2 separate regions of the Mus musculus genome follow, and region 2 is linked to region 1. Evidence: chromatin loops called from intact Hi-C (ENCODE). Cell type or tissue: left cerebral cortex. All regions are shown on one strand. Links, peaks and the distances in the headings refer to the core of each region. The heading gives the core; the rest is flanking DNA. Region 1 holds the start of Gm51815 (a long non-coding RNA gene). Region 2 overlaps Grip1 (glutamate receptor interacting protein 1).

What was found. A loop is a pair of places that touch in the nucleus more often than their neighbours do. Peaks named below come from ENCODE experiments on the same cell type or tissue, not always from the same donor. Only the 100,000 strongest peaks of a DNase experiment are listed, where the experiment ranks them.
Region 2: a loop joins it to region 1, with 2.2 times the contacts of the local background. A loop is called at or near these places in 2 of 42 quality-filtered maps.

What each region holds. Positions count from the first base shown.
Region 1 is chr10:119,804,113-119,820,121 of GRCm38, reverse strand. All of the region lies in intron 1 of Grip1 (glutamate receptor interacting protein 1), which reads right to left. It overlaps Gm51815 (a long non-coding RNA gene), which reads left to right and starts at 317. Exons shown (of 3, transcript XR_003949037.1): 1 at 317-492; 2 at 1,481-4,022; 3 at 9,233-16,009. In left cerebral cortex, for the core only: a CTCF peak has its summit at 5,770; DNase peaks (open chromatin) are centred at 5,855 and 9,179.
Region 2 is chr10:119,878,562-119,894,570 of GRCm38, reverse strand. All of the region lies in intron 1 of Grip1 (glutamate receptor interacting protein 1), which reads right to left. Among named protein-coding and RNA genes, the nearest start is that of Grip1os1, 34 kb to the right of the region's middle. In left cerebral cortex, for the core only: a CTCF peak has its summit at 8,862 (motif pointing left); a DNase peak (open chromatin) is centred at 8,861.

The sequences.
Region 1 (16,009 bases), core at 5,003-13,002:
AACTGTCCTGGTAAAAGGCTCATGAGATTTGAGGAATTAATAAACAATTATTCTGTGGACTGAGCAGCTGTGCGGGTCCAGAAGCTGCCAGCTGCATTTAGTATGTGTTCCACAGAAAGGACAGTCATGCTCACTTGACTCCTCTTGACCAGATAATCAGCATGCAAAATGACGGTTTCCCGTAATAACTTCAGCACCAGACCCAGACACATCTGCTTTTCAGCAAGGAATGAAGTCATTTAAAAAAAAAAAAAATCACACAAGCTCCCCCCTCCACCCCCAATTTCAGCATGAACCCAGCCAGGATAAACCAGCACAGACCTGGGGAATCCACCTATACACAGAAATCTGTACATATTTCTCTGAGTTCTTTGTTGCCCGACAATAAACTGTAAAAGGCAGTCATATTTGAAAGTAACAGCCATTCGGCTGTGGTTCTGGGCTGCGGAGGCAGGCGCACGGTGAAGGAGGAGGAAAAGTACCGTACCTTTGGTAAGTCGCCTTAGAATTTGACAGCGGCATTTAAAAGAGACAGCTATCATTCTTGCTCTCTGCTCTCTGGCAAAGTGTACACAGGGGCTCTGCTCTGGTGGCTGCAGCGGCGAGCGGCAGCATGTGAATTCCTTGCGCACATACCAGGAGAAAGGTAGTCCCAGTGGGGAGTGACAAAGCTTAATTCCTCTTGGCTGATGCAGAGGTCCGCTACATGTCATCTGGCAGAGCTGTGCCTTTCAGTTCACTATCACCGCCACCACCACCACCACCACCACCAACACCACCACTGCTGCCCGTCACAGCCTCCTCCCCTGCTCCATCACAATGGCTTATAAAATAAGGCTGTTTCGTAGCAACAAAGCAGCAGATAGGAGAACTAGGAGGAAGCGGGGACAAGGCTGCGAGAGGAGCCATTCCATAAATCTCACACTAAGCACTGTGCAATGTATGCTGTTTCAGGGTAAAGCTGTGCATTCTAGCCAGTGCGGGTCCCTCCACCCCTTGCTTCTCAGCTATGGGTCTCATGTCACAGGAAAGGCGAGAGATGCCTGCACTCTGACTTTACAAAGAGATGTGTGTATCATCTACTATATTCTTTCAACGGTGGCTTCCACGCAGGGCTCCCTGTGCCGAGGGACTGTAGTTTTGGCTAGGGATTAGAGGCAGACCTTTGATCTACCTGGAAAGGTCTGTTTGGCACTTTTCAAATCTCTAAGGGTCAAGGCAGGGCTGGTTTGTGAATGGGATGCAAGAAAGACGGAGGGAAGGAGAGAGAAGGGGCTTGGGAGAGTTTGGTCAGTAGAGCAGATGGAGTTCCAAGCCCTTTAACCACTCAAGAAAAAAAAAAAAAAAAAAAAAGAAAAAAACCTGCCTTGGCTAGAGAGCAGTGTAGTCAAGACTGTTTCTAAAGATACCAGGAATAAAAGCGAGCACAGCCAAGTATTTCTATTTTCAATGAGCCTTATTATACTGTTTTCCCACACAGCCCTCTCCTAAGCCATTCTCTCCACATGCAAATCTGAAGTGCCTTGCTCCACCACAGCAGAACATGGCCTGGGTTCTGCTCCTCGGAGGAGGAGGAGGAGGAGGAGGAAATTAACAAGCCCTTCCCAGCCCCATTCACAAACTGACAAGAGGCGGAGCCCATATCTTCATCTGCCAGCACCAGCCCGGTCAGGGCACAGTCACCAGAACCTGACATCTGCTGTGGAATCTCCATCACAAGTGAGACATCTCTCGTGGGAGCTAACATGGACGTGCGGTGGGGAGACGTAGGTGGGTGGCCAGACAGCCGAAGTCAGTCGCTCACTCCGGAGGACAGAAGGACAGACACCATAGTGTTTAAGCTGCTGCCTTAACATTTCCTGGGTATGAATTGGTCATCTGATGTTATTCTCCACCACTTCTGATTGATTTTTTCCCCCAAAATAAGTCTTTTAAAGGCCAGTGAGTGAATGTGTGAGACCTGGCAATCTGAGATCCTTCCTCAGGGTCAACATGGTAGAAAGAAAAGAAGCTCACCTTAAGAGTTGTCATCTGGCCGGGTGTGGTGGCGCACGCCTTTAATCCCAGCACTCAGGAGGCAGAGGCAGGTGGATTTATGAGTTCGAGGCCAGCCTGGTCTACAGAGTGACTTCCAGGACAGCCAGGGCTATACAGAGAAACCCTGTCTCAAAAAACCAAAAAAAAAAAAAAAAAAAAAAAAAAAAAGAGTTGTCATCTGACTCACACGTGTACACACACACATACAATACACACACACTCAAACATATACAATACACACTCACATACCACATACTCACACTCACCCACTCTTACCCACTACACACACTCACACACCACACACAATCACACACATACACGCACACACACAATACATAAACACTCATACACCACATACACTCACACACACTACACATACTCACACACCATACAAATTCTCTCTCATACACACATACACACACCTATGCACACACACACACACATACAGAATACACACACACACCACATACACAACACACCTACATACTCTTATACACATTACTACACATACACACCATATACATACTACACTCACACACACACACACACACACACACACACAAAACACGCTCTCTCTCTCTCTCACATACACACACTCACACATATGTGCACACACACATAGTTTAAAACTGTGAAAGGTTTTTCAAGCTGGACTCTAAAATAACTCGTACTATTTTCAAGCCCAGCCGTAGCATCTTCTCTTCATTCATAAATCTCATATCATCTTAAGCAATTTCCATTCATCAGCAGGGAACGAAGATGTTTGCTCTTTGGAGTCCAACAGAAAAATAACCTATGTGCAAAACACAGCTGACCATTATGGACATTTGCATGAAAGACTTTTGAAAAGAACAGAATTTATCAAGGATGGTCTACCTGGAGCCACCAGCCATCTTTAATCAATGGGATTGATAGTATTAAATGGATTATGAGAGTCCTACGTTTTAAATTGCTCCAATACCATCATTTTTAAAAGAATGATATCCATCATCACTTTTGTTCCTTTTAGGCCATCTCTAGCCTCCCTGGTTATTTTTTTCTTCTAAATAGAAATAAACCTAGTTGCCAGAGGCTTGGATTATTACTTGATGTGAAGTGAATATTTATAGCTATGTCATTTCACGATCCTTTCCTGAATCTAACGCCTTTTCTAAAATCCAGGCCCTCAGAATATGCAGCTGTCAAATAGTATTAATACCACCTTACTGGGGGAGCACTACTGGGGAGCATTGCTACTCTGGTCCCTTTTGTTAATGTCTATTCCGTTAAACCTCAACACTTTACAGGAATCTCTCGCCTCTCTGCTACCGTGCAGCCTCAAATCTAACCTGCTCCTTCTTTAAAGCCAAGATCATCAAATACTCCTACTTTCACTAGCATACCCAGTTTTTGGGGTTTTTTGTTTGTTTGTTTTGTTTTTAAGCCCTGTTTTGTGGTCCCAAGAAAGCTTCAGAACTAAGAAAACATTCTGTGTCCCCAGCAGGAGACACGGCACATCCTGCAGCACTCCTGTGTCCCCAGCAGGAGACAGGGCACATCCTGCAGGACTCAAAGGCTCCCGAGAGCCCACACTGAGGGCTGATCTTTTCTCTTTGGATTTTGTGACAGCCCCCTTGGGTTCTCCTCCAGAAAGGAGCCCCTTGTGAAAGGCCTTTCCTGGATGTGAGGAAATCTCCCCTGTGGTCCTACCTCCTCACCCTGGGTCCTCTAGTACCCAGGTAATTTCCTTGGGAACAATTCCTAGGCCAGAAGATCTACCTAAGTTAGACACTGTGTCCTTTCTGCCTGACACAAACTGAGCCTCGGATATGAAACTTCGATGTCAGCAGAAAGCCTTCCTGAGATGCACCCTGCCCGCCCTGCCCCCATCTCACAGCTCGCTGACTTGTGGTCCAAAGGTCTCACATGCCCAAGGCATCTGGTGGACATCATCCACAGCTTCCTGTCAGGAGCCCTCTGGACAGAGTGGCCCACATTTCTTGCATGTAAGTTTAATATAACCATCCATCCTTGGGTCCTGTTAGCACTCCCTGCCACCTGGAGTGGCTCAACCATAGAGGTAGCTTGGCTATCACAGCACGCTCAGCTCACTGAAGGGCACCAAGTAGTGACTAAAAAAATTACAAAGCAGTCAAAACAGTAGCAAATGTGTGTCCGGTGACGGCGTAGAACAATCGGGACAGCAGTCTAAGGGTCAGTTCCTTTAAAATCACAAAGGAACAGACAAAACCCCAAAGCCCCAATACCTAAAAACATGGCCTTGCTGGATTTGGAGTCGATTAATCCCTTGAAATTATAACTTGTTTCAGGGTTTCTCTAAACGTAAGCTTCCTTAAGGCCTAATGCAAGGGTATTACATTTACACGGAATTTAACATATCATGGGGGGGGGGCGGTATTCCATTTACACAGAATCATTGGGGAGGCTCAGTTCAGGTTTTTGATCAGATACAGATTGGTTGTCAGGAAGATGACTCAGCTGGTGCATGTGTAAGATCAAGAAGGACCATCTCTTTTCACCCCTGCCTTCGTAGCTCCCCACAGATGGCGTCTAGAGTTTGCTTATGATAGGCAAGCAAGCTTTTCTCAAGTGACATTCCCCAGCCCCGGTAGTCTTTCTGTTGTGCCTTTCTTACTAGTTCCTCTACACTGACAGAAAAGGTGAGGAACCCTGAGACGCCTCATCCAGCAGTGGATGGAAACAGATGCAGAGACCTATAGGCAAACATCAGACGGAACCAGGCTGGGGATAAGGGGTATGGGGGGCTGTACTTGCTGGTTTTGTGTGTCAACTTGACACAAGCTGGAGTCATCACACAGAAAGGAGCCTCCCTTGAGAAAATGCCTCCATGAGATCTAGCTGTGGGGCATTTTCTTGGTTGGTGATCAAGGGTGGGAGGGCCCATTGTGGGTGGTGCCATCTCTGGGCTGGTAGTTTTGGGTTCTATAAGAAAGCAGGCTGAGCAAACCAGGGGAAGCAAGCCAGTAAGCAGCACCCTCCATGGCCTCTGCATCAGCTCCTGCTTCCTGACCTACTTGAGTTCCAGTCATGACTTCCTTTGGTGATGAGCAGCAATGTGGAAGTGTAAGCTGAATAAACCCCTTCTTCCCCAACTTGCTTCTTGTTCATGATGTTTGTTCAGGAATAGAAACCTTGACTAAGACAGGGGGTCTTGTGGAAGAATGGGAGATAGAATTGATTAAGTTGGATGGGTCAAGGATACCACAAAAAGACCTACAGAGTCAACTAACCTGGGGCCATGGGGGCTCACAGAGACTGAACCACCAAGCAAAGAGCATGTAGGGACTGGACCTGGACTGGACCTATACCCTCCCTGCCCACCACCCCATTTGTAGCAGATATGCAGCTTGGTCTTCATATGGATCCCCTAATAACTGGAGCGGAGGCTGTCTCTGGCTCTTTTGCCTGACATTGGAGTGAGTGCCCTCCCCCCCCCCTCCCCCCCCCCCCCCCCCCCCCGCGCGCGCTATGATCTGAACTGCCTGGTTGAACCTCAGTGGGAAAGTTGGTGCTTAGTCCTGCCTGGGACTAGATATCCCAGGGAGGGTTGGTATAGGGTGGGAGGCAAAGATTCCCCCTCTTTGAGGAGAAGGGGAGGGGGGTAATGGCTGTATGGGACTGGGAGGACAGAAAGAGGGGCTATGATTGAGATATAACGTCAATAAAAAAGTTAATCAGGGGAAAAAATGTTGGGCCCCCTTAAGAACAGCTACACATTACAACCAGCAGGGGCGCCAAGACTCCTTCCCCCATCCCCTCCCCTGCACATCCCTGCCCACGCCCAAGTCATCCACTGTAAAGCTAATTAATGCGAGTGTGGGAAGACTGTGACTACAGCCACACCCAGGAGGCTGTGAGACAGAGACAATTTCTGGGAGAACAAGTGTTTCCCACAGCCATCCCTTCAGACTGGATGTTATCTTTTGTCACACAATTTTAAATGATTTTAATAGTACTGATTTCATAAGTTGAGGCACGGCGTGACAGTTAAAAAAAATCAAAAGAAGACAACTCGAGGACTCCAGTGTTCTTAAAACTAAGGAGACCATAGCACACCAAGATGCAGACACAGACACCACATTTGTTTTGTTTGATTCGTTTTCTGCTTGTTTTCTTTCACTGTGTTCATTTCTCTATGTCTCTCTTTTTTGTTGTTGTTGGATTTAAATGGAGTCTTTTGAGTATCAACAAGGAAAGATCATTGCAAATCTCAACTTCTTTTCCATGTACACATATCTGGAATATTGTTTTTAAAATTAAAAAAAAATTGAAGTGAGGAGAACAACAACAGATAAATACCTCATCCTTTGATATTAGAATCAAGGTGATTGAAAAACAGCAATTTCATTACAATTCTTTCCTTCCTTTCAAGTGATTTCATAAATCTGTTAGAAAACAAGTTGGTGGTTCTTGCTTGTTTGCTTATGAACAACTATCTTTTGTATTCCTGGAAGGCAATTGCCTCAAAATGCCCAAATCCCTTAGGTTATTCTTTAACAACGAAGGACATTCAGAACTGACTCATATTGAGTACGCTGGTTATTTTACTCCACAGTTAATAATGGCGGGTCCATAATGATACCCTTTAAGAAGTGGTAATCAGACAATCTATGTTTCAAAATGAAGGTCCCAATAGCCGGTCCTTGTGTTACCTGCTTGCCCTGGCGAGATTCTTTTGACCTTCACTGTGTCAAAGGAAAAAGGTTGACTCCACTTAACACGAGAAGGTAGGAAACTCCAAAGTAAGAACTGCACAAGCTTGTCTGCTCAGAGCATGTGGCTGGACGTGTTCAGCAATGTGATACATGCAGGTTAGGATGGCAATAGGAAAGTAGCTATGCTGTAGGGAAACCACCCCTGTGATGGTCCAGGAGGGATGGAGAGCAGCCAGAAGATGCCAGTTGGCTGTATCACTTTGGGAACTTCACTTCCTTCTGCTTTGTGTTTTGAAGGTATCAGGTGGAAGGCTGTGTCCGTGACTGGCTTCCCTTGAGTTCTTAGGCACAGAGAACAGCGCTGGACTTTACCACTGCCATGCATTCTGTAGAAATAGAATCACTCAGTCTGGCATTGGGTCACAGAACACATCCTTCCCTATGGCTCCGTGCGATGAGATGGGCTGTTTCATCAGACAAAGCACAGCGAAGTGCGACCCGAAATTAACAAGACTGGGCTTTCCTCTTCTTTCTCCTACCCTTAAATGGTAGATTTTTTTTTTCCTAAGTTGTTTCCTAATGGTGCAGCTGCCTTTTTCAGCAATTGATCTACTCCCAGGCTCTGGAAATGGCTCTCCTATTTTTACTTTCAAATACTGCTCGCCAGCCCAAATTTTCTTTCCTATCTTGAAACCATCTTCCTTGATTCTTGACTACACATCTGTGGGTACTGATCACAGCCATCTCAAATTACACTTATTCACATTAAGCTTCTCAATGGTTCCTTGGTAGGATACCTGCTTTCCTATATGACGTCATCACCAACTCCCTCCATAGGCAACTTGCGTTTATTAAAACCTTTCTGTCTTGGTTAGGGTCACTATTGCAGGGATGAAACATCACGACAAAAGGAAGTCAGGACAGGAACTCAGACAGGGCAGGAACCTGGAGGCAGGAGCTGATGCAGAGGTCATGGAGGGAAGCTGCTTATTGGCTTGCTCAGCCTGTTTTCTTAGACACCCCTTCAGCCTAGGGTTGCACCACCCACAGTGGGCTGGGCCCTACCACATGAGTCACTAATTAAGAAAATGCCCTACAGCTGGGTCTTACGGAGGCACTTTCTCAACTGTAGCTCATTCCTCTCCTGTGACACTAATTTCTCTGAAGTAGACATAAAACTAGCCAACAAACCCTTGGAACACAGTCCAGAATCCTATGCAAAACACGTACAGCTATTGTGTAGCTGAGCCTGCCTGCCTGCCTGCCTTCCCTTCCCTTCCCTTCCCTTCCCTTCCCTTCCCTTCCCTTCCCTTCCCTTCCCTTCCCTTCCTTCCTTCTCTTTTGTCTTAAAAAGAATGAGTGAATTGCTTTGTTCAGGAACTGCCTTATTCAAGTGCCCAGTGTACTCGCCATGAATCGGAGATAACCCTCCTATCTCAGGGTACAATTAATGACCAATACTTGTGATTTTTTTCTATAAGTGTGTATGCTACTATTTGTGGGGAACACAACTCTTCGAATCTTGCAATAATACTCAGAATTCATCCTGTCTGCTCCCTCTGGGCTAAGTTAGAAGATGATTCCACATAGGTGATCTCACTTATTTGGGGGTGACACCATAGCCTGAGTTGTGCCCCCCCACCGTGATTATAGTATACAGCTCACTTGGCAAATAAGTAATGGTCCAGAGAAATAACGAAAAGCCCAAGATCCAGCAGGAAAAGGAGCTACAGTTCTTAAGAATTAAATCCCTATGAAAAATAAACAACAGTACCACCATAGAAAAATCCTGGCCCGTGTGTTTTCTGCAAGCCCAGACTGGTGGCAGCCTGGTGTCCCAGTAAGGAGGCAGGAAACATGCCTGGTTAACACCACTGAGCCAAAGGAGAGAGGGGCTGTGTGCAGGGAAACCAGGCCAGGTCAGGTGGGAGCTCCACAGAGAACCCGATGCAGCAGCTTCCTTCGCCTCCCGCTTTGCACTCAGCCAACCGACCGCCATCCCCTGCGAGTTCTTTCCATGCCACTAAACACCATCTACCACACTGCTTGAATAATAGACTCGTGTACAGGCCCTTCCTCCCAACAAGGCTTTGCTTATGTTTTACTGGGGGAGCGACATTTCCTGGAGGGGTGGGGAAGACTTGCCGGTTTTGTCCATTGCCTAGCCTAGCTCCTCACATAGAGCTTATGTTCACTACATTTTTATTAATAAGTTAGCAGGGGGGCGCCCCTTGTAATGGCCTGTCTTTACAGGCACTGGTTCTGAAGTGTGTACATAAAAGATAAAGTTGAGAAATTCCTTTAAAAGCCAAAACAGACCCCTCCTGTGTTGAGAGGAAAGTCTCTCACGTAAGGCCAGGTGCCTTGCATGTTGCCTGTTTGTGGGGGGAGGGGGAGAATGAGGCACCCTGATCACCCCTCAGGTTTATTTCTGGTGCTTCCAATAAGATGATTCATAGGGACGCTGCCATTTCCGACTATGAAGAAACACAAACCAGCTTGTTTCTCATTCCTCCCAGGCAGCAAGAACATCCCAGAGAAAGGCAACATACTGGCCAGATGTGAAAATGCAAAGACTTCTCCCGCTTGGCTCTGGATGAAGGAAGACACAAACAGGCGGTCTGTCTTCCTCAGCCCAGGCTCTCCCTAGCATGTCCACTCAAGTCCTGTCAAGGGGGTGACACCACAGTAATGGACCATCTGTTTGGAGACTTTGTATCTAGTAGTACCTGAACAAACCACTTAGTCATCCCATCCTCAACAAAGTCTTTTAACCACAGCCACGTCTAAACTGGCCCTCTTGCTACCTTGTAGCGATCATGATGATTTGCATCCTGTGGGCTGTCCACAGTTGGAATGCACCCAGAAAGCACCCAGAATACGTTAAAATTGCCTACAGATTCGTCAGAACCTAAAACTTTAAGTAAAGACGGGAACAGTAAGTCTTGATACAGTTACAGTTTCTGATACACCGAAGTGCACAAACTGCATTGTTCCTTAGAGCAATGTAAATCATGGGTCATTAAGACGCACACAATTAGGAGGCACACGCTTAATCGCTTAATCGCAACTCATGGCAAGAAAGGGAGAGATCATGAATCAGGACAGAAAATAAGAGGCTGTGGTGAGAAGGAACCTAAGGCCTCGGAAGCCTCAGAGTCAGGATCCTAATACCATCCTTGCGTCGGCCATCACAAGGAGCCCCAAGTAACGCAATCGGTTTGCTGTCGAACTGCGTTGAGGGTGAGATTTGAACCCAGAACACTAGGTACAGACTCATGAATTCTAATAAACTATAGACCCACTCTGTCCAAACCGTCACTTCATGTGCATGAATCACCTCCTTGTCCTCTTTATACACAAACAGTGCTTTGATTTAGTTTGTGGATCTACTCTGGTAGAAACTGGCTCCCCCTGACTCCACCTCTCCATCATTAGGCCTGACCAAGGACAGAGGCAACCACGGTTGCCATACGGAGATGAATTGTTTCACAGAAAGGTTCGTGTACAGAAGGCATGCACCAGCTGTTTAGGCACAGCAATAGGCGATGCCTACAAGCCAGGCTGGTGGCATGCACCCTCAACACTCCTGTTAGAAGTCTCAAAAGGATGGTCTCATGTCACGGGGTGTCTTGGTTAGGGGTCTATTGCTGTGAAGAGACACCACAACCATGGCAACTCTTATGAAAGAAAACATTTCATTGGGGCTGGCTCATAGCTCAGACGTTTAGTCCATTATCAACATGGTGGGAAACATGGCGGCGTGCAGGCAGACATGGTGCTGGAGAGGCAGCTGAGAGTCTGTGACACACTTTCTCCAACAAGGCCACATCTACTTCAACAAGGCCATAATTCCTAACAGTTCCTTATGGGCCTATGGGGGCCATTTTTACTCACCCCCTTCCCTCTGGGAAGGGACAGAGCGTGAAGCTGGAATTGTAGTCTTTTCAGCATTTGGGAAGAAGTTGGCTTTGATTCACACCAACACAGAGGCAACCGCAGTTACCCTATGGATATGAATTGTTCCGCAAGAGGAATCATGTACTGAGTACCCAGCTGGCATTGCTGCTGAGGGGTGATCAATTAATGAAGGTCCCGAACTCCCAGTGGACAGACTGATCTGTTGACACATCCTTCCATGGCATAACTGGGAGATGGTAGACACTTGGGGTAGACCCTCCTGGAGGAAGTAGATGTGACGGAGTGCTCTGGAAGGGTAAACCTTCTCCCCTCTCTCCTTGCTCGCTACCCATTGTATGGTGAGCATCCGAGCTCCACTATACTCTCCAGTGAGCCCTGTATTTCATGATACAGCTCAGGAAAGTGTAATCACTAAAAGTATAATACGAAATAAATCCTTACTCCCTTATGTTGCTCATAGCAATGAACCACTGACTAACACAGTATTGTGTCAGTGTGTACATGTGTATTCATAGGTGTGTTATAAGTCTTCAGAGTTAGTTGTGTAAGAACCAAGGAAAGGGAATGTCTTACTCCTGTGCCTCTCTCAGAAGAAATCTACATTTAGTCAAGTTGCAAAGGATTCTAGGAGCCATTCCTTGTGTTTCTGAGTTCGTTATCACAACTTGAAGGTCACCTCTCCTTCACTTGAAACAGCGGTGCCCACATATTTCACCTTTATTTCCATAAAGATAACATGAACTGCCCCTTAGAGATGTTCTGCAAACACTTTCATCACTGATCACGGCCCAAGGAAACAAAAGGAAGATGGATTTTAACCTTCTAATGATGCCTAAAGGGGAAAACCCAAGAGGTTCATAAAAATAGAAAAGTTGAAGAAGCGAGGGAAAGAGACAAGCAGTTAAATGAGGGAAACATTCAAATCAGAGGCTGTCCCTGTCTTCAGGCATCTCAGTAAGAAATTGTGTGAGCCACCTCAAGGCATCGAGCCCAGGGCCTTCTTGTGTACTGGGTGCTCATTGGAGTCGGGCAGCCACTGGAGGCCAGCTGAGTCTCAGAAGGAGTCCAGGACATAGCCCCCCTGCCACCCCGGATGTGATCTCACCTGATGGCCAAAGGCTGCCAGACACCTTGAGATGGTCTAAGCCACTATCTCATCCTAAAGTAGGGAGGACTAACCTGCAGGAGGCCTGCTCCAAGTGCCTCTAAAGCTAGGACAGAGTCTGTGTCAACAGCAACACAAGAGTTCTACAGGGAATCTCAGTGGCAGGAATAGAAGCAGGACACAGCCATGATCCACAGGTGAAAGAGGAAGGGAGGAGGGGCCAAAGTTGATGGTGATGACGACGATGATGACGACGATGACAACAACAACAATAAAGCTGGGGAGATGGGGGAGCTTTGAATTCTGAAAGTTACCCTATATGTCATTCTCAATGCTGTCCCCACCGCCGGCATGGCTTGGGTCTTGAGTGCTGAGGAAGGGCTAAAGTAGTTTCTCATTGAGTTCTCACAGGATTGCTTCCTGCAAAGGCCTAGGCTTAGCAAGGTAAAACCCGGAACCCAAATAAATGTATGTGTTCAAAATAGGCAGCACAAAGAGCTGACTCACTAGTGTTGTGAAGTGATTAGCAGGATGGATTGACGCACCCTCCGCTGTTCCTGGTTCCCTCGGATGCTGGTGACAATTAAGATGGCCCCCTCCACACAGTGCAGTGGTATCTGCAGTCACTGCTAGGTCATCATCAGATAGTGCAGATCTCTAGAGCTTGGTTCTCTTGGGTTTCTGCCTTCTAACCAACATTCCCTTTATCTTCCTGACTCGGAGACCTACTGGGGTGCTTCCTGCTGCTATGAGTTTGATTTTGGTGGTTGTTGTTGTTTAAATGCCACAGACGCACAGCAGGGTCGTCGAGTATTAAATCTGCCCGTTTTATTCCTTGTAAAAGTTTGAACACTGGGGATATCATAAAGATCCAAGTGTCAAAGACCTGGTCTCCTAGATGTCCATATCAAAAGTGCAGGGACTTCTATGAGGTAAGGCTTTGTGGGAGATGCTCAGGTCATTGGGTGTGTACCCTCCAATGTAGTCAGACAACACCAGTCTATTCGTCTCTCCATTCCATGACTCATGACTGAAGTGTTTCTGCTCCTATCACACACTCGTGACTTTTCCTCCCTCTGTGTTTGTCTTTCTTTATTTGAATTATCGGAGATCAAACTTAGGGTCTTCTAGATGGCATGCAAGGGCTCGTCAGCTGAGCTATACTACCTGACGCTAGTCTCAGAGCATTGGGAGCAAATGGTCACGTGCAAGAATATCCAAAGCTATAAAAGTAATGGTTTTCTTGTTGTAAATCGGTGATTATATCAGCTAAGTAATTATAGTCACAGAGAGCTTGGCCTAGTGCCCTTCAGATTCATCCATGCTGTAGTAAGTACCAGGACTCTCTTCTTTGAGGCTACTATTCCTGGTATACAGTGCATCTTCCTCATCAGATCACCCATCGATGGACACGTAGGCTGATACCATTCCCTGCCTTTCATCAATAATGCTGCAATGGACATGCCCATGACCAGTCTATCCCGATGATTTCCTTTGTCCATGTTGTTTAGATAAGGGATTACCAGATTACAAAGTAATTTGGGACCTTCTATGCTATTTTGAATAATGATACCATTTTCCATTCCTACCTACAGTGTCTAGGGTTCTCCCCCCACCCCCACCACATTCCTGTCATTCTCTGAACTAGGTTTTCGAGGGACATTCAGGAGCTTGCTTGATCCAAAGGGAATCCCAGGAGGATGAGACTTTGGGCCTGGCACAGGCTAATGAAAACCACCAGCCCTACATCCACTGCTTACAGGAAGAAACAAAACTGGTGAGCTGTGAACAGAGCCCCAAAGTAATGGCCCAATTTACCTTTGAAATATAATAAAATGTCTTTTAAGCAGGAGATTAGAGACTTTCTTGGCATAATCCACAGCACAGGACAGCTCTGGAGTAAATTTACACCCTGTCCTTCCCGCTCCCCACCCCCCTCCTTTGGTGTTCCATTATCAATCTCTCAGCGGGGCTGGGATTTCAGCAGAATTGGAAATAACAGCATTCTGCAAATCCCTGCGCGGTCCTGCTGTCCCCCCTTCTCCCCCATCACACGCGGATGCCTCTGAGCTGTTGCAGATTAAAGGTAATTCTCGGTCATTACTGGTGTCATTTATCACCCTCCCTGCGTGTTTCTTTTGTGCAAACCTTGAGGAAGCCTCACTCATTTGTGGAAGTTCAGACTCTAAGTGGAGAATGAAGCTGTGGCCTTTTTTCCTTCTTTTTCTCTTTCCTGGGCAGTACTTCTAGGTGTTTCTTAGGATACAGCCCCTTCCACTGCTGCGACGATGACAGCCAGGGCCAAGCTTGTCAGGAGACAAAAGACAAGGCCATCTATCACCATCATTTGGAAATCTCATCTAGCGAAGGATTTATGATCTGCTGGGGTTCAGAGGAGATTAAAAGAAAACAAAACAGAGGTTGAATAAAGAATGTCTGCTGGCACATGAAGACGAGAGGGATTTCAGAGGAGACCCGAGGTGATTGGCATGCAGTCAGACGTGCCACATGACCCAGGACACTGTGCCACACCGGCGTGGTCGGGGAGAGTTGGAGACTGCTAAGTGGCATGGTTGTGCCATTTGAAGAGCGGCCCACCTCCGGAACATCTGATGTGGACAGGAGAGAGGGGCATGCATACAGAACTGTGGAACCAGACTCTTATGGTCAACAAGCTATCCTATAGGCTAGACACAATGACAGCCTCGTGCCTCAGCCTTCCTGGTTTTCCATGAAGGGGTTGGTTGTTATGATCTTAATTCAAGATGTAAACCTAGAACTCCCTCCCCGTTAGAAAGTAACCAACATTCAGTAAATGCTAGGCTGGCCTCCCAAAAGCCACCAGTGACCCACTCTCATTGAACTGTCAAGAAGGGTAGAGAAGTTACCAAGACTATTTACAATAGCCTCAGTACAGGGGTGCTGCTGGAATGTGTTATTGCCACACATGTCGCCATGCCAACAGCATCTCTCTAGTCATCCTAGCCGTTCCAGAGAGCCAGGTCTTAAACTGGACGGGTGAAACCTCTGTCTTAACTGGTTATCAGACTGGTGGCTTAAGGGACACTTTGTAACCTATAAATGTACTGGTTTTGCCTGAGTGGAATTTAGAAATGACTCAGCTGCATAGCTCACTACAACTTGTGCTTCTTTTAAATGACACACACACGGGGCTTGCCTTAGAGAATTGATACAAGTTCACCTCACCTAGTGCCTACAGTTTTGTACGGTGACTCTCGGGGGGGACTGAACAACAGAACCCACCTCTTCTAAATGTGGACCAAATACGTCCCAGATTTCCCCAGTGGCTTAGCAGGCTTCTTACATCCACTGTAGCTTGTCTGAATCTTCTAGGGACTTAAGATTCTTGTCTCTTCTTATAGGTTCCCTTGGGTGATGCACCTCCCAGATACAGTTTCTTCCTCTTACAATGTAATTTGATGAGATACACCCCTCCACAGCTCCTTCTGGGACCAACACCCCCCCCCCTCCGCCCCCAGCTACCCAATGGAGCCTCTCTTAAAAATCCACCAAGTCCAGTCTCTGCTGCCCACATACTCTTGGCTATGTGGCCTTCACTGGAGGGTGGTCCACTCACCGGGGGTTGCCCTCTTGAAGAAAACTGATATGCCCCCTTTAGCAATTATTACTTCCCAATAGCTGCTGAGATGGGGGTGGGCGCTCATGCCCTCTTCTCCTCTCTAGGCTGGATTTTTGTTTTGCGTGAGCTTGTACAGACCTTGCACGTGACGCCTCAGCTGCTGTGAATCCACACGTGCAACTGCACCACGGTATCCCCAAGACACTGTTTTCCTGTCGCTAACTCCTGCTCTGATCTTCTTACAAGCTCCCTTCCCCTTTTAGTGCATCTGTCAACCCTCCCTAGAGAGAAGCTTCCCTTGGCAGTCGACAGTGATCCACACAGACACCCACAACTGCTCAAGGTACAGAGAGTCAGAGACTCTGCAGTGCTTGGTCTGAAGGAGACATCTTTGGTCTTACAACCTCTCCTCCCAAGGCACAGGCGTCCTCAGGGAAGAAGAGCTGGGAAGAACGTAAGAGTCAGATGCATATTTTAAAGCTCCAAACTGGTCCAAGGAGGCGCTCCTGCTGGTAAAATGCGCACCTGCGAGTGGCCCTACTGTGTGCAGAACTTCCAGGAGAACCACAGGTTTGCTCTAAATCTTACAAAAAATGCTTCTTGCTTTATTGGCTTCGTGAGGGACAGGGAAAGCCCATACTCGCTCTTCCTCAGGTTACAGCTATGTCA
Region 2 (16,009 bases), core at 3,994-11,993, 75 kb before region 1:
TGTGTCCCTCCAACAGACAATGATGGTGTGTGTCCCTCCAACAGACAATGATGGTGTGTGTCCCTCCAACAGACAATGATGGTGTGGGTCCCTCCAACAGACAATGATGGTGTGTGTCCCTCCAACAGACAATGATGGTGTGTGTCCCTCCAACAGACAATGATGGTGTGTGTCCCTCCAACAGACAATGATGGTGTGTGTCCCTCCAACAGACAATGATGGTGTGTGTCCCTCCAACAGACAATGATGGTGTGTGTCCCTCCAACAGACAATGATGGTGTGGGTTCCTCCAACAGACAATGATGGTGTGTGTCCCTCCAACAGACAATGATGGTGTGGGTCCCTCCAACAGACAATGATGGTGTGGGTCCCTCCAACAGACAATGATGGTGTGGGTCCCTCCAACAGACAATGATGGTGTGGGTCCCTCCAACAGACAATGATGGTGTGTGTCCCTCCAACAGACAATGATGGTGTGGGTCCCTCCAACAGACAATGATGGTGTGTGTCCCTCCAACAGACAATGATGGTGTGGGTCCCTCCAACAGACAATGATGGTGTGTGTCCCTCCAACAGACAATGATGGTGTGGGTCCCTCCAACAGACAATGATGGTGTGTGTCCCTCCAACAGACAATGATGGTGTGGGTCCCTCCAACAGACAATGATGGTGTGGGTCCCTCCAACAGACAATGATGGTGTGGGTCCCTCCAACAGACAATGATGGTGTGGGTCCCTCCAACAGACAATGATGGTGTGTGTCCCTCCAACAGACAATGATGGTGTGGGTCCCTCCAACAGACAATGATGGTGTGTGTCCCTCCAACAGACAATGATGGTGTGGGTCCCTCCAACAGACAATGATGGTGTGTGTCCCTCCAACAGACAATGATGGTGTGGGTCCCTCCAACAGACAATGATGGTGTGTGTCCCTCCAACAGACAATGATGGTGTGGGTCCCTCCAACAGACAATGATGGTGTGGGTCCCTCCAACAGACAATGATGGTGTGTGTCCCTCCAACAGACAATGATGGTGTGGGTCCCTCCAACAGACAATGATGGTGTGGGTCCCTCCCATGGGGAAGCCTGGAAAGTGTGTCATCCTTGTCCACTGTGAAGCGTGTGCACATGCTATTCCCTCCTCCTCATCTTCATCTGTGTGCATAAAGTGAATATTTAAAAATGGCATGATAGAACCATGATAGAGTAGCATAGACTCTACTTTACACTTAAAATTTATTTGTGTGTGTGTGGGTGTGTGTGTGTGTGTGTGCGCGCGCGCATGCGTGCCATGAATGTCTGTGTGTTCATAGAGGCCACAAAAGGGATCTACGGGAGTTGGAATTTCAGGCAGTGATGAGTGAGTGACCTGACAGAGATGCTGGGAACCACACCCACTGGCTGCCACATCTCTACAGCTGCCTTAGATTTACCTGTGAATCAGAAAAATCTAAGAGGAACACCAATACAATGAAGTGCTCCCCAGTATGGTCCTAAAAGGAACCTTGGGTGTCTTTTAAGGTAGATATGAATACTTTCCCTTTGGTGTATTAGGCAGGCAACCACTTTCAAATATAGAAATGAATTAAACATAGATCAAATATTCAAGCATATGAGTCCATAGCAATTCTAGAACAGCAGCTACAATAGGCATTCATTGATACTTTCTCGGTAGACTATGACATCATAAACAAATGTGTGAGTACACTTCCACCCACCTCTGTTTTTCTGTCTATTTCTTGGGGAGGGAAATCTAGGTTTGTAGACTATCCCAGTTAAAGTCACATCATTATCCAAATGTGATTAAGAGAGGACAATCGATTGTGACAGTCCAAACTACTTTTTCATTTATGGTTAGTACCATGGCATGCTAGAGAGATGTGACTGGTTCTAAAACTGATATTAACTATTCATTTTCTTTCACATCTATTCAGGTTTTTGGAATGATTTGTCAAACAATATTTATCTGTTAACTGGTTTACATATTCAATTGAGGTCTCAAGTGGCCCACATTACTTTTGATTTGCTATGGGATTAAGATGGCTTTGAATTCTGGATCTTCCTGCTTCACCATCTGAGTTCTGGAATCACAGATGTGCGACACCACACCCAGAAAGCCATCTTTAACGTCATTCTTTTGAATAACATAGTTCTGACTTTCATGGCACACTCAACTTTGTCACTGACAGAAGATCCTATTCACAAGGGATCCTTTCAAAAAGTCACCTTGGGGCCCAAACAGATGTTTAACCAGTGAGTTACTGCTCGCTGCGCAGATGCTGAAAGGGAAAATAAACGTTACCTAGGGTGTCAGAACAGCCAGCCTTCTCTCATGACATCTCTGTAGCTACATAGTCACTGTCCCACATGATGGCCTTCCACTGTCACAGGGGTTTGAATATTGGCAATAATGAAGAACAACAAGGGTCCTTTGAGAGTCACCCCAGGAGGCTGGACAGATATACCCTCCAGTGACACAGAGAATCAACATGGTGACAGACGTTCAGAGGGGCTTAGTTAAGCATGCCCTTAAACAGAAGAACACGAAACTGGGTGGGGAGACCATCTGGCCCTCATGTCTTAGGGTTACTGTTGCTGTGATAAAACACCATGATCAAAACAACTTGGGGAGGAAACAGTTTATTTGGCTTATGCTTCTTCATACATATTCATTATTGAAAGAAGTCAGGACAAGAACTCATGCAGGTCAGGCACCTAGAGGCAGGAGCTGATGCAGAGGCCATGGAGAGAGGCTGCTTACTGGCTTGCTTCCCTTGGCTTGTTCAGCTGGCTTTCTTATAGAACTCAGGACCACCAGCCCAGGGATGGCCCCACCCACAGTGAACTTGGCCCAGCCCCGTTGATGACTAATTAAGAAAACACCCTACAGGCTTGTCTGCCTACAGCCTGATCTTGTGGAGGCATTTTCTTAATTGATCACCCCCAACCTTGGATGACTCCAGCTGTGTCAGGTTGACATAAAACTAGCCAGCAAGCCTTACCTGTCACTATTTGGCCAGAGTACTCACGTGCAAAGCACAGGAAACAGTTTACCTGGTCTCATCTCTATTTCAAGTGAAGCTGTTGTTTATCAACTTGAAAAGCAAACAGTAGGCATCTAAGGGGGAAAGCATCACAGACAAAGCCTACGCTGGAGAAGGGAGGATCATCACACAGTGATAAGTGGGCTCAGGTCCCTCACCTTATCATATCCTTCAAGGACTGCCTGGCATCAAATGAATGCCATTTCCTGGATCTGAGCTTCTCAAAACTGGATGTGACCATGGCTCAAGGCTACTCTGGCACTCATCGGGGTTTTGTTGAAGAAAATAACATTTCATTTCCATTGGCTGAGACTAGTCAGGCCACGCTAAACAATTCCTAGCAACTAATTATGTACCACTGAGGCACCGGCTAAGCCTGCAGACCCCTTACCTTCATGATTAGGAAAAAGAGATGTTTGATGCACTTAAACATGAGACCATTTCCCAGCAGTGGGAGGCAGGCAGCTCATGCTGCAAGGCTCACGTGTGCCATTACAGAGACAGAAGCAAACACCGTCTTCCACAAAGGAACACAGCGAAACCCACTGTGAAGGAAGGAATCGGCCCACTGAACGCTTGTGAATTTTAGCGCCTACTATGTACAAAGGAAAGTTAGAAGTGAAGAAGAGATAACAGACACATAGGAAGAGTGGCATTTGCAGAGTTCTCCTTACTTCCTGTGGTGCTTGATTCTCCTTAGAGAGGGAAACCAAGCCTGTGCGTAAGGGACGTGGTGGAGGGGGACACGGAAAAAGAGAGAGTCACCATCATGGCTTGCAATCTGAAAAGAGAAAACTAAGCCTTTTGCCTACATGTACTGTAAATTTTTTTTTTTTTTTTGAGCTGTGGTTGTGTAGATCTTGCTCCTGTTGCCCATGAACATAGCATGGTTGTTTCTTTCTCTTGTGCCCTCATCTTCCGATTCAGCTGACTACAATGGTGGTTTGATGAACTCCTCAAAATCTTAAGCAAGATTTCCTGGAAAATACCTTTGACAAGATCTGGGTGATAAACCTGGGTGACTTGAGTCTTTCTCTTCTTGTTTAAGTGATGTGGACAGTGGACTCACAGGAGCTAAAGTCCAAGCTCCAGGAGATGACCCAGTATCTCTACCATCCACACTCACTCATCACTGTTCCCAATTAAAACAGCTCTGTTTGGTTTGGGACAAGCCAAGGCTACCCTGTGCATCTTCCCATGGACAGAATGCTCTGTCGCTCTCTTAGTTTACCCAGGTTTCAGCCATATTGCTTAGGCAATGTGGAGACAACAGCCAAAGATACCTACTGGCGATGTACCATTAAGAATGACTCCTTTGTCTCCTTCACTAACCTGATTAAGCAGTCAACACAGCTAGTTTTAAAGCAGAAGGGAACAGAGATGAGCTGAATTTGATGGTAGGAGGTGAGGTTAATATTCTACTCCATCACGGTCTCTCTCCTATTAAGGAACGATTTTCTCACTCCATCCACCTCCTCTCCCTCCTGCCTCTTGTCATTTATTTCACATCTGCATGACATTAACATCCACCCTGACTCTGCAGCCTTCATTAGAGTTGTGTAACTCAGAGGCAGATGTGCTTTGTAGTCTTATGGGATCAGGGGCTATACTTTCAGACATTCAAAAGAAAAAAAACAAAAAAACAAAAACGCAGCCTCCAAACAGCACAGCTTCATCTTAAAAACAAAGGTAAAATGGAACAGGGAAAAGCCATCAAGACCTCAACACTACACAAAGAGCTAGAGGCAAATGGGTAAAGCTAGGACCAGGGGAGGCGGTCTGCTCCAGGGAAGGGCAGAGCAATTGGTTGTCCTGTGCCAGATGGTTTGCCCTGAAAACATGCTTAGAGGTAGCATTATATAAACTCAGCTGGTTATATTTAGGAATATATACATATATATATATATGTATATATATATAATTTTAATATGTTGCATGTGTGACCAAAACTCCAGGTGACTCGTGAGCTCATTAATGCCAAAAGCTCTGCTCCTATTGGTATGTCTGTCATCAAGTCCTGCTGACTTCACAGGCAGCAAGAGGTCACACGTGTCCTGCCTCATCTGATGATATACCTGAACACCTACCAACAAGTTAGTAAACTGACACCAGTAACCTGCATAGGCCTCGTTAGGCCTCAGGGATGGTGACTATCAACTTGATTGTAGTTCTTTAAATGAAGGTAGGACTGCCTAACATTCTAGAGTTTGAGTGATTTCTGCTATCTCTTCATTCACTCTAAACTTTTCAAAAGTTCTACATGGGTTGAGTTACAGGACTGGGGTTTAATTCTGATCAAATTGCCAGCAAGGATTATAATAATAATAACCATTTCTGTCCCAAGACTAAGTAGGATTGAGTTATTGGACAAACATGGAAATTCAGTCCCGCTGCTGCTGGGGCCAGGGGCAAAGACTTCCTCACACTGTCCCCACCTCTTGCCCTTTCACACACAGCCACATCACAATTATCTCAGAGGTGGGAAGGTCTCCAACATACACCCTCATCTTAGAATGGGATTCATGAATAAAGAAGACAGTTGCAACCCTGGACATCTGGTAGACCGCGTGGAAGTGGCCTGTGGTAACCCTACTCCTTGATATTGCAAGAGACCTTTTGGAAGAAGAATCTCTCTAGCCGGGTTAATTTGTAAGTCCTTTCTGAAATTAATGAGCATGAAATTGCACATTTTCAGCCTATGGCACTTCTATCGCTAATATGTTTGGGCCACAAATGAGAACTCCTTGCTTCTTAATGTAGTTTCCACTAAGGAGAGGAGAGCCACAGTTGTGCCTCTGCAGACTTATCTCATCAAAGAACCAACATTTCTAAAGGGCTGGACTCTCCCCCGTGAGACCCACTTCCTTTAGTCTATCAGCTCTTTCTTTAATTGCTTATATTTAGCACACATTCCCTGTCCTTTGCATGTAGTAAGTACCACACACTTCAAGCTTTTGACTTCTCAGTTAGATGATTCCAGATGGCAAGCTCATGATTTCCCACAGTTAAATGAATACTCAAGGAGTCAATAGATTTGCAGTAGAATGAAAGTCTGATGGAAAATATGAATTGCCTCAGGGTTGCTCCTCTGGGCTACTCAAAGCTGCATTTTAAAATGTATGTCTAAGCAGCGCATCATTCTTTAGGAAAAGAGGGATTCACGATTCATCTCCATTAATACAAACAGGTTTGATCCAGCTTGTGAGATAGCTCAGTGGTGAAGGCCTTGCTCCCAAACCTGGCAACCTAAGTTTGATGTCCGAAACCCCACCTACCCACATATGGCAGGTGCCCTTCCCAACCAAATAAGTAAATGAATTTAATAAAACACCAGGCACTCACTCTGTGCCAGCACAAATCTAAGACCTTGCTAGGCAATTGGATTTTCTTTTGTCATGAGAACTCAGTTCGATTTCAAATAGCAAAATGTCCAAGTTTATTTTACCAAAGAAATGTTGGGCTTTAAGAGATAACTTGCCATCATTTCTCCTAAGCTGTATATTCCTTGGTGACTGACAGGGAACTGCTCTAATACCAAATCCTAGGGCAGTGTGGGTATATTAAATGCCCTATCCTGTGAGTACCTAGCATTTTATCAGTAGTCACATAATAGCACAGGTACAATGGCCCTACTGATGTGGGGACATGAAGCTTGCAGATAAACTTTTGTGCCCAGGTTTACTATGCAACAAAGGGCACAGACAAAACATTTTACACACACGGCGTGTAGATCTTCCTTTTGAGAATAACAATATGCTATTTAGCAAGCTTCCACACACTCCCATGAGAATTCTTTTTATGAGTATAAAGGGATGCGCCCTTGCACAGTGTAGCAACAGCTGTGAGTATTCTGTGTCACTAAATGTCACTGATAAATGCAGTTGGGACAATGTTTGATGATCTGAAATTTCAGTTTAGGAAAAAGAAAGAGTCATCTCACTAAAGTTTTGGATCTTACATCTTTGTCACAAAGATGTCATGATTTAGTTTATGATACAATATTCTAGGATCTTTCCAGTACATAAAACAGATCTTTTGAAAGAATACCTTTTAGCCAAGAGGCTTGGAAATTTTGAGAGATGGAACCTGTTTGGATGTATGCCTCTCATTATTACTCTGTCCTGCTGCTCTCCACTGACTGAGCATTTGTGAGCCGTTTCCCACAAGTGGTTTATAATCTCTATGTGCATAAATACAGGATACTCTCTTTTCTCCTTTAATATTCTAGACATTACCATTGTCCATTCCCAATGCCCAAGGCCTGTTGTCCACTGTTCATAGCCTATTGACTATGGTATTTCAAACCTTTCACTAGGGTTCCTGGAGCCAGAGGTGTGAATACATCTTAGATCAGGTAATGTCCACCTAAGGCATGGACAGTGTGATGTCTACTACAGGCATGGATAGTGTGAAACACACCAAAGGCATGAATAGTGTGACATCTATCACAGGCATGGGTAGTGTGCCATCTACAAAAGGCATGGATAGTGTGGTCACAAGGAGGTATGACCCATTCTCTCCTTTGGCTCTCTAAGTCTATCTCATCAATCACATGGGATGCAGAGCAGGAGATCTGTAGCTCAGTTGATGACTTGGAAGAAGGGCATGCAGCCAACTCACTGAGTAGACTGCCTGGGCTCCATTAGACAGCAACTTCACAGGGATCATTAAGACCCAGGGTGATTAATACCATTGTCATGTTACCCCCAAATCGTCATCTCTTGGTTTTGGATAACTTCAGGACATACTTCTAAACATATTTTAATAATAATTTTGTTTTGAAAAGTTTATGATTCAGGCTAGAGAGATGATGGCTCTGCTACTCTTACAGAGGACCAAGATTTAGTTCTACGAATTCACATGGTGGATGAAAACTGTCTGTAACTCCAGGGCCAGGAGATCTGACATCTTTTCTGGCTTCCATGGCCACCACAGACACACAGACACACACACAGACACACACACAGACACACACACACAGACACACACACAGACACACACACAGACACACACACACACACACGATGCACATACATACATGCAGGGAAAATACTCACAAGCATAAAATAAAAAATGTTAGGAAGAAAAGAAAATCCCCAAATTTACACCCAGTTTCTAAGAGTGTGACCCTGTCATGGCATGTCACGTTAGAACACATATTTGCTTGTCCAGCTTCGGGAGGGGTGGCAGAAATTGCATCTAAGGCCCCAAGAATAATGCATTTCACACACTGGAGTTATCACATATTTTTCTTCGTTAATTCATCTCTAGGTCAAGCCAGAGCAGATGACTGCTTGTCAAACAGATGACATGTATTTTTAATACACGATTAAAGCAGGGTTTACTCATCTGTCAGAAACAAGGCAGCCTGGTTTCTGTTATTTAAAGCCATACTTTAGATACCCTCTGCTTTTACAGTAAGAGACTGTCATTACACAGATAAAACCTCACAAGAGTGTGAAGACAGAAATACATTTTTTTTTAAAATGGGAGACTCTAAAGCCATTTTTAATTCACTACAATTTCACTGAAGTGCAATAATGTGTGCTGCTCCGAGGGTGGTCTTGAAGGAGCTTCGGCTCCTTCAGGAGCTTCGGCTGCCTCAATTATTAAATGCTGACCTCATAAGATTCCTATGAGAATGGAATACAATGGTATAAATTATGTACCCAGATATGACCCACCAGTGCTCAAAGGGTAACCAAAGCTCTTTTCTCTCTGGTGGGAGAAGCAGCAGAGTGATAGATAGGCAGCAGCCAGTTGTCTTCGCTTACAGCCACAAATATCCTTTCTGAACACTGCCCCCTAGTGTGAAGTCTTTGACAGTGCATTTGATTTTGTAGCCATCACTATTAGAACCCCTGTTATTGAACATGAGAAAATTTAACCTTGGAGAAATTAAAAATCTATCTGAGACCAAAAAGCTAACAAGAATCGGAGGCAGAAGCGGGGCAGTGGTGGCGCACACCTTTAATCCCAGCATTTGGGAGGCATAGGCAGGCGGATTTCTGAGTTCGAGGCCAGCCTGGTCTACAGAGTGAGTTTCAGGACAGCCAGGGCTACACAGAGAAACCCTGTCTTGAAAAAAAAAAAACAAAGCAAAACAAAACAAAACAACAACAAAAGAATCGGAGGCTGGATTTGAACTCACTTCTGCCTAACTACATGGGCCAATTCTTTCCAAATGTGGCCCTGGTGACTCATTATAAATCATTCACAACAAACAACTGTGGGAGAGAAGAAGAAAATGGAATCCTATAGCTGGAGACGATTTTCATGCTGCCTAACTCAGTGCCTCTGCTTTCCATCCTCAAAATAAAGAGAGATGATTTATAGTTTTTAATGCTCTGGGCAAACTGTTTGCTGAGTTTTTAGCAGGAACATTCATGTGATATTAAATGGTCTTTTGTAACTCAATTTGTCAGCGGCAATGTAAAAAATGAAAATGCAGGTACCTAGATTTAATAGTCCAAAAAATTTCAAATTATCTTCATTTGCTTCGGAGACAAATTATTCAGATCGAGAATTTCCCCCACGAATTACTTGCTTGTCTGCCTCTCCTTGGGTTACGTCTACCTCATCAGCTTCACTCTCTCTTTCCATAAATCTTGCCCGAACAAAGATTTAGCTTTTATACTTAATTAGGATGAACGGGGGAAATGCATTTCAATGGCGCAGAGCATGAGTGTTTAATTCAGAATGATTCCCCAGCATCGTGTGTTCAGTAGCGCCCTTCCAGCTTCCCAATTAACATAGCAGCAGCAATTACAAGCATCCAGAATGGGAGGGACCTTTGCCTCCATCCCTGATTGTCAGTTTCATTATTGAACTTTGAATCTGCTTCGGGACACTTCAATTATGAAAGTAATCATGTACAACGGTCTCAGATTCTATTAGCAGGAGGACCTCAGCAGAGGTCCCTTTATGAGAACGGAAACTTCCTTGAGTCTAGCTCATATGCCCTGTCACCTGCCTTCAGGCCCTTCAAAATTACAAAGTCAAAGCTTCACACCAGTGTTCCTATGCCTTTAATTTTCAGTCATGTTGCATATGGAAGCAAGATTTTATCTTTTAAATAGCAGGCAATATGGATAGGCAAATCAGTCAGGGCTGTTGTCACAAACACTGTTTATACTTCTCAGTGAGCTGCATATCCGGGTCATGAGTGAAATACAGGAAGAAGTGTAGTATATCCGCATATATGTGTATATACATAAAACAGATACGTGTCATACATAAACAGACTACCTAAGTACGCACATTTCATATAGTCCTTTATCTATCTATTTATAAGCAGTACTACAAAAAAGTACACTGACCTCTGAAATCCAATATATTCCTATAATTCCATTCTATAGTACAAGACATAACAGCAGAAATGGAAAATCACTGCTTTCATCTGGTGTTTTTTTTTTTTTTTCTGGAACCCCAGAGTAGGAGTTTAAAGGCAACAGCAAATGCAAAGAAGAGAGTGAGCTATCATGGTATTCTAGGAACTCCCAAATTGCAGAAAATGTATGAGAAATTTATATTTTAACTAATACAATCAAAGGCATTGGAATCCTACAGTTAACGTGTCTACATGATACTACATGAGATGCTGTAAGAAAAAGAAATGAGCTCAGCTAAGAGAGTCCTCAAAGATGAAACACATGTATGTAGTACAGTTCTGCAACCTGTAGCCTAAAACAGTTATGCGAGAAACCGGGTTATCTCAGTGACCCACACTGAAGAAATGAAGCACCAAACAGCAGGCATTGTACAGAGGGAGGCACATGCATTGGCATGCACTCACTACATACATCTGGGTACTGTGGTGGTGTGAATGAAAATGGCCCCCACAGGCCCAGAGGGAGTAGCACTATTAGTCTATTAGTAGGCATGGCCTTGTAAGAGGAAGTGTATCACTGGGGGGGGGGGGGTGAATTTCAGATTTCAGATGCTCAAGCCAGGCCCAGAGTCTCTCTCTCTCTTTCTGCTGCCTGTGGATCCAGATGTAGAACTCTCAGCTACCTCTCCTGCATGTCTGTCTGAATATTGCCATGCTTCCTGCCATGATGATAATGGACTAAATCTCTGAAACTGTAAGCCAGTCCCAGGTAAATGTTTTTCTGTATAAGAGTTGCCGTGGTCATGGTGTCTCCTCACAGCAATGGAACCTAAAACAGGCACTGAGGTTAAACATTGCCCTCCCTTCATTTTTTTCTTTTTTCCAATGCGAAAACTTCAGCCTTTATTGGCGTCTATTTTGCTTAAGACGAGCTTAAGAAAACGTTCAGTATGTATTGTGGTAGAAACGGTCCACACCATGGAGTGGCTAGTGTGTGCACAGTAAAGCTCAGATATTGGCATCTTGGACACTTAGAGATGTATTGCTTGAAGTAAGCAAAGTGTTTGTGCCCTGTCTGGAAACTGTCACATTTGCAGAACTGGAAATCAGAAAGCTGACATATAAGGATCTGATTCCGCTCTGCCAGCGCCTTCCCTGGAGGAGATGGCTCCAGGCATCTCTTTTTATACTGTGACTAGCAGAAATTTTAGCAAAACATCAGTTAGGTTAGAAAAATTCTTTGGGGAAAAAAAAACAGAATACAACACTTTGTTATCTTTGCTAAATATTTACAAACACAGAAGAAATGAAGGACGTTAAACATGGCAGCGAAATAGGGGGAAAGCCTCAAGCAAATTGCATAATTAAACCATCTTTTCCCATTTCTTTAGTTTATTCTATTCTTGACCCTGGAACTTCCTTCTTGCATCACATGGGTGTGTAGCTGAGATGAGGTGGAAGCCAAAGCCGAAGGCTCAGTCTCCAGGAGTCCAGGGCATCACTCAGTGTTATGTGCACAGCTCGGGGAACCATACACTCATTAACAATGTGATCCCTATGCATGCAGACTGCAAATCACATACAGCAATCACAGAGGTCATCCACACACAGAGAGTACAGGGTCACCAAAGGGACTTTCCTCTGTCGCCGGGGGTGATAAGCTAACCAGAGACAGACAAGAGCAGGTAGCTCTCCATTTCCCACACGTAGGACCTTATGATATCTTGTTGGTGCACCTTGTTGGTGCGAGTGTGTGTATGCCATGCCTGGTGTTCCTTGCTAGCTCAGCCCACACTGACCGCAGACAGTTTGAAATAAGAGTATAATCTCTTTCAGCGAGACCCGAAATGAAACCCAACGTGGGGGAAGCATGCAGGATTCAAGTTCATAACCTTTTCTAAACTGCTCTCTCCATTCACTTTGCCAACAGATTTCCTAAGGCTTCAATTTTTCTCAGCTTTCAGATGGGATAATAACGCCCACTTTAAACTTGTGGGAACTAGTCAGGACAATATGTAGAAAGTCCTTGGCGTACACTATCGGCTACTAAGTGCTGATGGCCACCTAATAAATAGAATGAATTAGAGATGAGTTCTGAGAGGCTAATACTTGCTCCTTCGAAGATTAGTTAAGCAATTCCCCCTGCCCCCACACATAAGAACTCGATTAAGCATAAATCATAGATTTAGCAGATGATATGGTAGGTCCTCCCACAGGTATACCTTGGTCCCTGAGATCAAGTACAGAGGGAGGCCAAATGCCCATTCTTTCCTGGCACTAGGAGATTGTTTATTGAATCACTGCATTAATTGAGTCCCGGTGGTCCTAAAGCCAATGCCCCTTGCAAACGTTTAAGTTAGAACGGGGCCAAAATTTGTTCACCTGGTCTTTTATGCATAATTATCACTAATTACACAAGTCTGATTTGTACCTGATTCATTAGACTCCTCCAGAAGATGCTGTTTTGTGGAAAGCTTGACTTGAAACGCACCCTGGCTGCACAGATTCCCCAAACGCTCCCATCCAGTTCAGTGATTTAATTAAGCAGAATGAGAAGCAGTTGAATCCGGAGAACCCGCAATCTTTCTACGCAATGGCAGTACACCGTTCTCCATGCTTCACGTGATGAGCCTTGGGCAGGCTGCGGTGGTCAACCAGCTTGGAGATAACTGCTTCCTTTTAAGAGAAGTTTCTAGTTCATTTCTATACATTTATGTTCTAAAAAGTGAACTCTGGTGAACGGCTAGTCCTCCAGGGTTCTATCCATCACCCCCCACCCCCAGCTTGCCGGAGAATCTCGCGGAAGGCCACCCAGGACACACCAATTTGTTCTCTTTTCCGTGAATCACAGTTAAGGCACAATTACTTTTTTACTGAATTATGTTTGTTTCTACACAAGTATAAAATAAGGTGCCACTGCAGGTGCTGGAAACATGATAGAGCCAGCACCCACTTCTAGCCCCGAGTCTCTCTTAGAAGCCTGTCTGCGTACACGTTGTCTTTAAAGTCATGTAGGAATCTACACTGGTCTTCACTTTCAACATTTGAGCAGTACAACAGGAGTCAGTTCTCTTCTGCTTGACTGGGGATCCTCCACTTGCCCCTAGCTCACTGACAATACTGCAGGCAAGCTGTCTGTGCCTCTTTGTCTGTCCCCTCTTTTGCTGACTTGTAAATAATGACACACACCAGGACTGGGTCCTTCGCTCACCTGTTCCCCCTTCTCTCCTCATTCATTTTCATGCTAGGTGATAAGAAGTCTGCAATTAGGACTTTCCCCATAAGCTCCAGACACACACTAAACCTGGTTCCTGTGGTCTGAGTATTTACACAATAGTATAGATAAGTACAAGGCATATCAAACTCAGAACTTCCAGAAGTTTTGGACTTCCCCAACACCTCCACGCAGACCCAAAGCATCTTCATTCAGCTCAACACTCCCAAGTTATCTTTGACCCATGAGATTACCCGCTCAATAATCTGTGTGTAAATTGTGTGAACACACACACCCCTCAGGCATGGACAGAAGCCAAATTATCTGTGTGCTAGAGCAAATCTTGCTGCCTTTCTAGAGTTTGCAGGTGTGTGTTCTCAAAGATTCATTTGTCTCTAGGAGTCATAAGAGAAGGGGAAAAAAACCCTCAAACCCAAAACCTCTCTTTCCCTCAAGTGCTAGGTAACAGCTTGGCAAGTGGTGTGTGTGTGTGTGTGTGTGTGTGTGTGTGTGTGTGTGTGTGTGCATGCAGGTATGGGCCAGCAGTAGTGAACAGGTAGACAGCTTATGGCTCCTTTCAGCTCTAGTAAATCATCTCCATGGTAGGGCTGTAAAATCACAGCTTTAATTATCCAAGGAGACCCCGTTTCAGGTCTGGCTGCTTCCACCACGGAGACAAAGAGCCGCATGTTAATTGCTGCGACTGTGGCCATATTCATCTGTTTTGGACACTACCTATCTAATAAGCTTTAGTTCTTAATCATTTTAACAAGAATGATGTTTAATCGAAGCTAATGATATCAAGGCACTTGAATGGCTGCGTGAATTAATTCAGCAATAGAAATGCTTCACCACGTCTCTCTTCTCCTTCTCCAATATTAAATAGAACCTTTTCCCCGAAAAATTGTAATTCCCAGGGGCAGTCAGGGGAGCCCACCCTTCTATCCCCGCCATACAAGTTCCATGAGCCTAGTCCGGCTTTGGTTAAAGATCAGCTGCTATGAGGGTTCATGTGACTCTGAGACATCTGCATATTATAATTTACTATAGGCTAAAGCTCACCTGGATGGGTTTGAGCTATGAACATAAAATCACAGGATGGGGAATAAAGTGTTTTATTTATTTTACCTTTTCTAAGACCAAGTCTCCTTATATAGACCAAGCTGACCTGCAAGTTCAAATCCTTCCAGATCAGCTTTTCAAGTGCTAAGATTTCAGGCGTTCACCTGGCAGGGCGAGCTACAAATGACTTTTAAAACTCAGGGAAAATGTTAATGCCCATATATGAGGAATGCAGACTAAGGGTTCATGAAGTACTCTTGTTTTTTCAATTACCAAAAGTATGCACACTGGCTGGCATGTGTTCCCAAACTCCTTTGGCCGGAGTTGCCTTCTCGCATTTGACTTTCTAGCTATGCTTACTAATATTAGCTGTGATGGCTAATACTGATTGTCGTTGTGATAAAGAGTCACCTAGGAGATGGACGCAGGGCCACGCCCCTAGGGGATCTTTACACTGGGTTATTTGAGGTAAGTAGATACACCCTAAATGTGGGTAGCATCGCTCCCTGGGCTGAGTAAAGACTGACTGAGAAGGAGAAGGAAGTCTGCTTATGAGCGGCCATCTCTGTTTCCTGCAGTCATGTACGTGACCAGTGTCTCTTGCTCCTGCTCTCACGACGACCCTGTCATAAATGATTATACTTTGAACTACAACCCAGAGTAAACTCTTCCTTCTTTTAAGTGACTTTTGTTAGATATTGTTTTTCATAACAATGAACAAAAAACCTAAGCCATATCTATCTATCTATCTATATATACATATACACTCATATATATATATATGTATGTATATGTATATGTGTATGTATATGTATATGTATATATATGTATGTATATATGTATACACACACACATGTAGTTTCCTAATAGCAAAATAACCCTAGTTTATCAATAACGATTGGTGATATTCACAAGTGAGAAGCTGCTTGGTGAGTCTGAGTGTGCCAAAGCCAAGCGGAGTGTGCACATACAAAGAATGTTGAACCATTTGTTTGGTCAATATGGAAATCTCTCAGAGGCATTTTCCAGTTCTTAAAAAAAAAAAAAAGCAATGAGCATAACAGTCATGGGATGCTGTACTTTGTAAAAGCATATGAGCATGAATTTTATTTGTTTACATCTACTTAAAGAACATCTGGGAGAATTCTCAGAAACTAGTGGAATTGGTATTCATCTTCCATATGAAGCGGAGGAAGGGTGGGTGGGGAACAGGGGAGGGAGGGAATCTTAGGCTGTCCTGCTCTCCAGCTGCCGTTTAAAAGACATGTGAATCAGACCGTGTGATTGATTGGGGTGCCCCCGTCCCTAGATTTCCCTGAGCATGCTGGGTATATAGTACTGCTGAATACACTTCTGTTG